Linked DNA regions of Homo sapiens: region 1 is linked to region 2. Evidence: read pairs that join two places in POLR2A ChIA-PET (ENCODE). Cell type or tissue: Panc1. All regions are shown on one strand.

The links. ChIA-PET counts read pairs that join two places held together with the same protein. Peaks named below come from ENCODE experiments on the same cell type or tissue, not always from the same donor. Only the 100,000 strongest peaks of a DNase experiment are listed, where the experiment ranks them.
Region 1: POLR2A ChIA-PET joins it to region 2 with 10 read pairs; 7 of 35 experiments call an interaction of 5 or more read pairs at or near these places.

The regions. Positions count from the first base shown.
Region 1 is chr1:225,486,512-225,490,511 of GRCh38, forward strand. ENAH (ENAH actin regulator) reads right to left here. Exons shown (of 14, transcript NM_018212.6): 14 at 318-4,000. LOC124904526 (a long non-coding RNA gene) reads left to right here. Exons shown (of 2, transcript XR_007066903.1): 2 at 43-323. Among named protein-coding and RNA genes, the nearest start is that of LINC02765, 21 kb to the left of the region's middle. In Panc1, no CTCF peak of the experiment used is centred here; no DNase peak of the experiment used is centred here.
Region 2 is chr1:225,745,409-225,749,408 of GRCh38, forward strand. LOC107985352 (a long non-coding RNA gene) reads left to right here. Exons shown (of 2, transcript XR_001738499.2): 2 at 1-184. Among named protein-coding and RNA genes, the nearest start is that of SRP9, 30 kb to the right of the region's middle. In Panc1, no CTCF peak of the experiment used is centred here; a DNase peak (open chromatin) is centred at 1,573; H3K4me3 peaks cover 455 bases; H3K27ac peaks cover 718 bases.

The DNA.
Region 1 (4,000 bases), 260 kb before region 2:
AGGAAAATAGCACGTACATGCAGCTCGTTCATTTACCAACAGGCTGTTCACTGGCTTTGGACGCCTCCAATGAAGAGGTCACCAAGCTTTCCGTCATAGAGGAGCAGCAGCATTCAGGGAAAGGATGGCGGATCGCAAAACACTCCCCTTGGTGACAGGCTGAAATGCAGAAGGACCAGTATAGAACGCTCCTCAAGCTTTTAGAACTGAGCGTATTTTAAGGTCAGAATCACAACCAAGACAAAAGAATGCAACTCTTTTCATGTCGTATACCTTTGGTAAATTAAGAGCAACTGGTAAAATAAATACAAATCTCATTTGAATTAAGTATTTCATGTTTTTATTTCAAAAGAAAAAAGGATACCAAGAAGCAGAAGAATGAAGCAGTTAAAACCAGCAAAGCTGCAAAGTAGGAAAGAAAGCTGAGGGAGAGATTGATCCGATTTCAACGATGTGGCCACTTAATGCAAACACAGGGGTCTGATGCTGCAAACCTAAGTCACATGAGTCCAGTGACTTCAGCAGGTCCACTGATCCACCACAGTGACAGGGCCAGGCCCCTTCCTGCTGAATCCTAACTTTACACATTCTAGACACATGTCATGCACATACAGGTTACACTTTATGGTTACATGAAATTGCATGCAATTCACACAGAGAATCATTTTGAAGGCACTGTATTTTGCAGCAGGAGCTGCTACTTTCTGGCAAGTCCTTCCTAGGTTGGCTCACAAGTGGTCCTCCTTTTTATTTATTCCTATATGAAACTTTGGTCCAAAAATCAGGTGCAGTCTGATCCTACCCTCCCAGCTGTTTTAGTTTCATGTCTCACCTTCTCTTCCACGTTCCCTTCTTAAACGTAGATGTCAAGCTTAGAAGATGTTTCCTGACAATGAGATCCTGTTTAATTCAGATTTTCAAACAACTTGAGTCAAGCAAGCAGGAGCTTATAGTATGTTGATTTAAAACAAGTTGTTACCAGTTTCCCTTACCCTTGAATTCGGCAAGGCCCATTAATTCACAAATTCCATGATAAGATACATGAGGTTCTGTATGCATAGTAAATGATTTCTAGTTACAATTAAAATACAGCCTTGTATATGTTTAAGTCAACCTTAACTTTTAAAACATGACTTCAGTATACGCAACCTTAGGCTCACTTCCAGATTATAAAGTCCCATTCATGGGGTGCAAATGTTTACATTGTTAGCAAAGAAAATAGCTCTGCATAATCTTTTGACATACATGCACACTTCTAGTTCTAAAATTCAGAGCAAAGCAAGATGACAAGAGATTCCAATTCCAGCATATATTATGAAAGGTTATGGACTGTGACTATCCATCCTTTTGGACCATAAGAAATTCACTTTTAAATTTTTTCTACTGTGCTGTTCTACTATATACTTTTGGTCTATCAACTTGGTAGGCCTGAAAAAAAAAAGTATTTAACCTTCTAAATCTCATAATAGAAATTATGTACGTTGTTCTTTAACCAGAAAGGTTCACTGCTGACTCCCCCACCTCTCAAAAAACAAACAAACAAACAAACACCACCAAAGCTTTCCGCCATTCATGCACATGCTTATTCTGACCCCAACCCCATCCCTACAAAGGGGCAGCAGACAGCACAATAGTCAAGGACAAGGTTTTTATTTATTTATTTATTTATTATTTATTTATTTATTTTTTAAGGAGACAGGCCTCGCTATGTTGCCCAGGCTGGCCTCCAACTTTGGGCTCAAGTGATCCTTCTGCCTCAGCCCCCCGAGTCGCTGTGCCTAGGAGCACGCACCACCACACCTGGCTTAAGTAGAAGGTTCTGAAATCTGCCAGAGGCTGAGCAACAGAAAGCTTCCAATGAGAACTCAGAAGGCATTCACTCTGCCTGAAGTTGTGCTCTGCTCACAGCACGAGTGTGGCTGTCCCTCTCTCGCTCCCACCAGCTACATAATAGGGACTTTCAGGATGCTCCTATAAATACAGACTCCAGAGAGGTTTCCTCAAAAATTAAAAAAAAAATTCTATGCAAATATGTAAGTACTGTCATTGAGGATTACAGAAATACTTTGCATCAACTACAGATGTCTCAAAATAGAATTCTTTCTAGCTCATTCAGTTTTGTTAGAAACACTTCATGTTCTCCAAAAAAGAAAAGCACCTAACGAAAAGCATGTCCTATTCATGCTAGCAAGAAATGAATCCCAAAGGACACGCACCAAGAACCAAAGTAAAAGAATGTCAGCAAAACAGGACCCATCTTTTATCATCCCAAACTGCTATTTCCATCTCTGACTTTCTGCCAAATTATCTTTATCTTCCTAAGACGAAGCAAAGACTCAGAGCCCTCAAATGGCACGGAAGCGGCACCTGGTCTGCCAAGACATTGCTGTTAAACAGAGTCTTTTGGATTAAAACCAGGGAACTCGGAAGGAATGACTACATGGATATAGATGGATAAGATGGAAGATATAAAATAAGAAGGGCAGGAGGGTAAGATTATTCCTTTTTTCCTTTCAAGGCTGACAGTGATAGAATAAACAGCAGCACAGCAGGTTCAGATGATATGAAAACCACTGAATTCTGCCCAGGAATTGAAAGAAGGGCTTCTTCACTTCATCGAGCTCTGGAAAGTCTGTTTACTTAGAAACAGCTCTTGAACTACAAGAGTCAAATGGACCTTCTGCTATTCATATAATTGGAGCATGGATCTCGTGTGGTCCCATTACATGATTGGAATCAGTCTTTCTGAACGGCAGAATGTGCTTCCAGGTTGAAGCACAATGGAGAATGTACTGAAGCCACCACAGAGATGCTGGTAATTCAAACTGTGAAAGCACGTGGCGCAGAGGAAACTGACACAGAACAGCACACCACTGGTGCTTTATGCAACACCACTGACCCCAAGATGGTCACTCCATTGATTTTTCCGCATTGTTTACATCCAGGATGCATGCTGTCCAGTGCAATAGCGTCTATGACTATAAAACAACTAAAAGCTGCACTTAAGATGGGAGAGCCAAACTCAGATCTTTTTTCTCCTTCTCTTCAAAGATCAAAAGAAGAATAAACCAAAAAAGATTAAAAAAAAAGAATAAACCAACCAGTAGCTGCCGAGAATACAGTGAAAGAGGAAATTCAGAACTCAACTTTATCGGGGATGGGCACGGTCGCTTATGCCTGTAATCCCAACACTTTGGGAGGCCAAGGTGGGTGGATCACCTGAGGTCAGGAGTTCGAGACCAGCCTGGCCAATACGGTGAAACCCTGTCTCTACTAAAAATACAAAAATTAGCCGGGTGTGGTGGCGCATGCCTGTAGTCCCAGCTACTAAGGAGGCTGAGGTAGGAGAATCGCTTGAACCCGGGAGGCAGAGGTTGCAGTGAGCTGAAATCACACCACTGCACTCCAGCCTGGATGACAGAGCGAGACTGTCTCGAAATAATAATAATAACAATAATAATAAAAAGCTTTATCTATCCTTGCTTGTATAGTGGCAAGGAAAAAATAAAAACAAAACAAAAAGAATTTAAAAAAAGAACTCAACTTTAGAGGTAGAAGGCTCAGAGAGAATGACTGACTAGCCCCACAGCCTGAAAACTGGTAAAGTCAGTCCCAGTCCAATGACCTGCCCACAACTCCACACACAAAAAAGGACAGACTGAGAGAGACTGAGGGCGGGAGGAACACAGAGAAAGGGAAATCAAGTCCAACAAGGTGGCAAAGACATGGACTCAATAACAATTTTTACCATGTTTTCTTTCAGAAACAAGGACATTTTATGTGAGGATCAAATATTCTCCCTTCAAAAACTTCTGCAATTGAAGGCCGAGGCGGGCAGATCACCTGAGCTCAGGAGTTCAAGACCAGCCTGGGCAACATGGTGAAACCCCATCTCTACTAAAAATACAAAAATTAGTCGGGCATGGTGGCACGCGCCTGTAGTCCCAGCTACTTGGGAGGCTGAGGCAGGAAAATCCCTTTGAACCCAGGGGGGGGAAGT
Region 2 (4,000 bases):
CAAGGATTTATGGAACACTTACCAGATGCCAAGTCCTGCTGTATTCTCAGCCTTGCCAGGCCTAGCTTTCATACCCTTCTGGCCCTGTGATTTCTGGCTAGCTGTTAGCCTCTCTCTCTGTTCATTCATTGGTAAATACATCACAGGGTTCTTGAGAAGATTAAATGACATAATATATAAAATACTTGCTTGTGCATAGTAACTGTCCTGTAAATATTTTTGCTGCAAAACATGGTTGTTGGGTTTTCTGTTGTTTTGTGGGGGGTGGGGAGATGGGGCTTAAGGTACAACTGTAACTGTGTAATTTACCACTGTCTGGGGTTCCTCCAGAAGATGGAATTGATCTGTATAATCATCATTTCTCGTGCAAGAATAGCCTTGCCTTCACCTGGCTGCTTTTATATGAAGGAAGTGCTCTTCTTTCCATAAGAGGGCACAGCTTCTGGCGCAGCAGCAGGAAGCTGTAGATGCAGCATGGGTTACTTGGGGAATAATCGGGTTTGCACAGCACCACACACCTTCCTACTCACATGGGGTGCCCAGGGTGCTGGTGTCGGCCTGGTCAGAGGGCAGGTGAAGCTAATGGCTGCCATGCAGTGAATTCACGGGGCTACCTTGTTCTACTTCTCTCTACCTCCTCCCTCCTGGCTTCTGGTCCCAGGTGTCTCAAGCACAGTTCAGCGTCTTTGAATCTCCATTCAGGGCCATCCCAGTCCCTCAGGTTCTCTGATATGAGAGAGAAGATCTCCCAGGCCTCCTTCCTCCAAGAGACCCCCTCTGTCCCCCCCCACTCTCCCCCAGTTTGGCCTCCTAGGCAGACGGTTTTTGTTTGAGTGTCATCCCTCTCCTCCGGACGCCCCATCATTCACCTTCAGCATTTAGGAACACAGCAGCAATCTAAACCAAATGGAGAAAGCAGGAGAAATTTTTAAAAGAAAGAAAAAAAAGGCCAGGTGCAGTGGCTCACACCTGTAATCTCGGCACTTTGGGATGCCAAAGTGGGTGGATTGCTTGAGGTCAGGAGTTTGAGACCAGCCTGGCCAACATGGCGAAACCCGTCTCTACTAAAATACAAAAATTAGCCAGGCATGGTGGCAGGCGCCTGTAATCCCAGCTACTCCAGAAGCTGAGGCAGGAGAATCGCTTGAACCTAGGAGGCGGAGGTTGCAGTGAGCCCTGGGATGAAGCCACTGCACTCCAGCCTGGGTAACAGAGCAAGACTCTATCTCAAAAAAAAAAAAAAAAAAGAATAAAAAAGAACAGATAATTTCAAAAGGACATTAAGCTCTATTCAGAGACACAATCTCCAATCAACAAAACGAAAGGCAAGCGTTGCCCCACAGGGACTGGCTGAAAGGCAGCCTGGCGGTGAGAGCGTTCTGGAGCTGGCTTCTCACACTGGGGAGGGCGCCCTCCCAGCAACCAGCCCCACCTGACGGGATCAGGCAGGACCCCACCCCAGGCTACGGGGCTTTGGGCTTCCCTGCTGAGGAGTTTCCTCCCGACACAGCTTACAAAGGCTCCCTCACAGGGGTAACAGCAGGACCGTGCTTGGCTGACAGAATGCTTTGGCAGAAAACTGCTGTCTGAGTCAGCCCTGAGAAATAATTAACCCTCATGATGTTTCCTGGAGGACTGAAGAGGGTTGGGTGTGGAGGATACAGGGAGGGCCTGAAGAGCTGGGCTTCTGAAGGGGAGGGAGCGCCTGGGCCTTCGGGCCTGGGCCTCCAGCAGCCTCACCTGAGGTGCCAGGACCCCCCAGCTAGCTCGCACCTGCTCTCTGGGCCTCAAGATTGTTCTCGGGGAGGGCAGAGAGAAGACTCTTACTTTTCTTCTTTTTTTTTTTTTTTTTTTTTGAGACAGGGTCTGGCTGTCACCTAAGCTGGAGCATAGTGGTGCAATCATAGCTCACTGCAGCCTCAGCCTCCTGGGTTCAAGTGATCCTCCCACCTCAGCCTCCCAAGTAGCTGGGACTACACACACACACCACCATGTCCAGCTAATTTTTGTACTTTTTGTAGAGACAGGGTCTTGCCATATTGCCCAGGCTGGTCTCAAACTCTTGGGCTCAAGTGATCCGCCTGCCTCAGCCTCTGAAAGTGCTGGGATTATAGGTGTGAGCCACCATGCCTAGCCTTTTATTTTTTATTTATTTTTTTGAGACAGTGTCTCTTATGTTGCCCAGGCTGGAGTGCAGTAGCATGAACATGGCTCACCACAGCCTCAATCTCCCAGGCTCAAGCTATCCTCTTGCCTCAGCCTCCCAAAGCACTGTGATTACAGTCATGAGCTGCCACACCCAGCTAGTATTTCTTTTCTTTTTTCTGTAGAGACAAGTTCTTGCTATGTTGCCCAGGCTGGTCTCGCACTCCTGGGCTCAAGTGATTCATCCACCTCAGCCTCCCAAAGTGCTGGGATTATAGGCGTGAGCCACCGGCACCCTGCCTGACCCTTACTTTTCTAGACACTCTTCCTGGAGGCCTGTTTCCATTCGGGGCCTTTTTGTAACATGTAAGTCGGGCAGATCACTATGCGGAGCTGCTCACCGTGTGCTGCTCAGTGTGGTACCAAGAGCTCAGAGAAGACACAAGTAAAACATAAGATCCAGACCGGGCCTCAGGGAACTCACCACCTGAGCAGAGAGGGGAGGCATGAAAACCCATTCAGTTAGATGGCCTCTGCTGGTCATGTGTTCATACATCCAGTGTGATAGGGGAAAAGAGATTTTCTTAAGCCTGAGCAGATTACTTTACACATTTAGACTGGGGGCTCAAACACTTGCTAAGGTAATAATGTTGCTTGTGATTCATATTTGTTCTTCCTTCTTTTTTTTTTGAGACAGAGTTTCGCTTTTGTTGCCCAGGCTGGAGCGCAGTGGTGCAGTCGCGGCTCACCGCAACCTCTGCTTCCCGGGTTCAAGCGATTCCCCTGGCTCAGACTCCCGAGTATCTGGGATTACAGGCGCCTGCCACCACGCCCAGCTAATTTTATATTTTCAGTAGAGACAGGGTTTCTCCATGTTGGTCAGGCTGGTCTCAAACTCCTGACCTCAGGTGATCCGCCTGCCTCAGCCTCCCATAGTGCTGGGATTACAGGCATGAGCCACCGCGCCGGGCTGGTTCTTCCTTCTAAGAAGCCTCCAGAGCTCCCTGCCTGTGTCTTTCTGAGAGTCGGTCAGATGCCCCTCTTTCATTTCCCTCCATTCCAAGGCCAAGATTTCTCATCCTCATTTCACAATCGGGAAAGTCAAGACCCATGCCGCAGGCTGGCCTGCCAGGCAACTGGCCCGAGGTTTACACACACTCAAAGATGCAGCCGAAGATTTGAAAATCCCCCTGGCACATCCGTCTTCATGCACTGAATGTATTCATTGAGGTTTTAATTGTTCAGAGCACTCTTGGAAGCGGCCGAGTCCAAAGAGAATTGGAGGCTGGCAGACACGGTGCTGGGGCTTTCTCTGGATCGTATTGGTGAGACAGGATACTGTGGCATGCTAACTTAGCAGTCAGCAAACTGTTTTTGTAAGGGCCCAGATAGTAAATAGTCAGTATTTTAGGCTTTATAGGCCAAATACTGTCTTTGTCACATTTTCTTCTTTGTTTTTGGTTGTTTGTTTTTGAGATGGAGTCTCGCTCTGTCGCCCAGGCTGGAGTACAGTGGTGCCATCTCAGCTCACTGCAAGCTCCACCTCCTGGGTTCACGCCATTCTCCTGCCTCAGCCTCCCGAGTAGCTGGGACTACAGGTGCCCGCCACCACGCCCTGCTAATTTTTTGTATTTTTAGTAGAGACGGCATTTCACCGTGTTAGCCAGTATGGTCTCGATCTCCTGACCTCGTGATCCGCCCACCTCGGCCTCCCAAAGTGCTGAGATTACAAGTGTGGGCCACCGCGCCTGGTGTTTTTTTGTTTGTTTTTTGTTTTTTGTTTTTTTAACTATGGTATAGCTGGGCATGGTGGTTGGTGCCTGTAGTCCCACCTACTTGGGAGGCTGAGATGGGA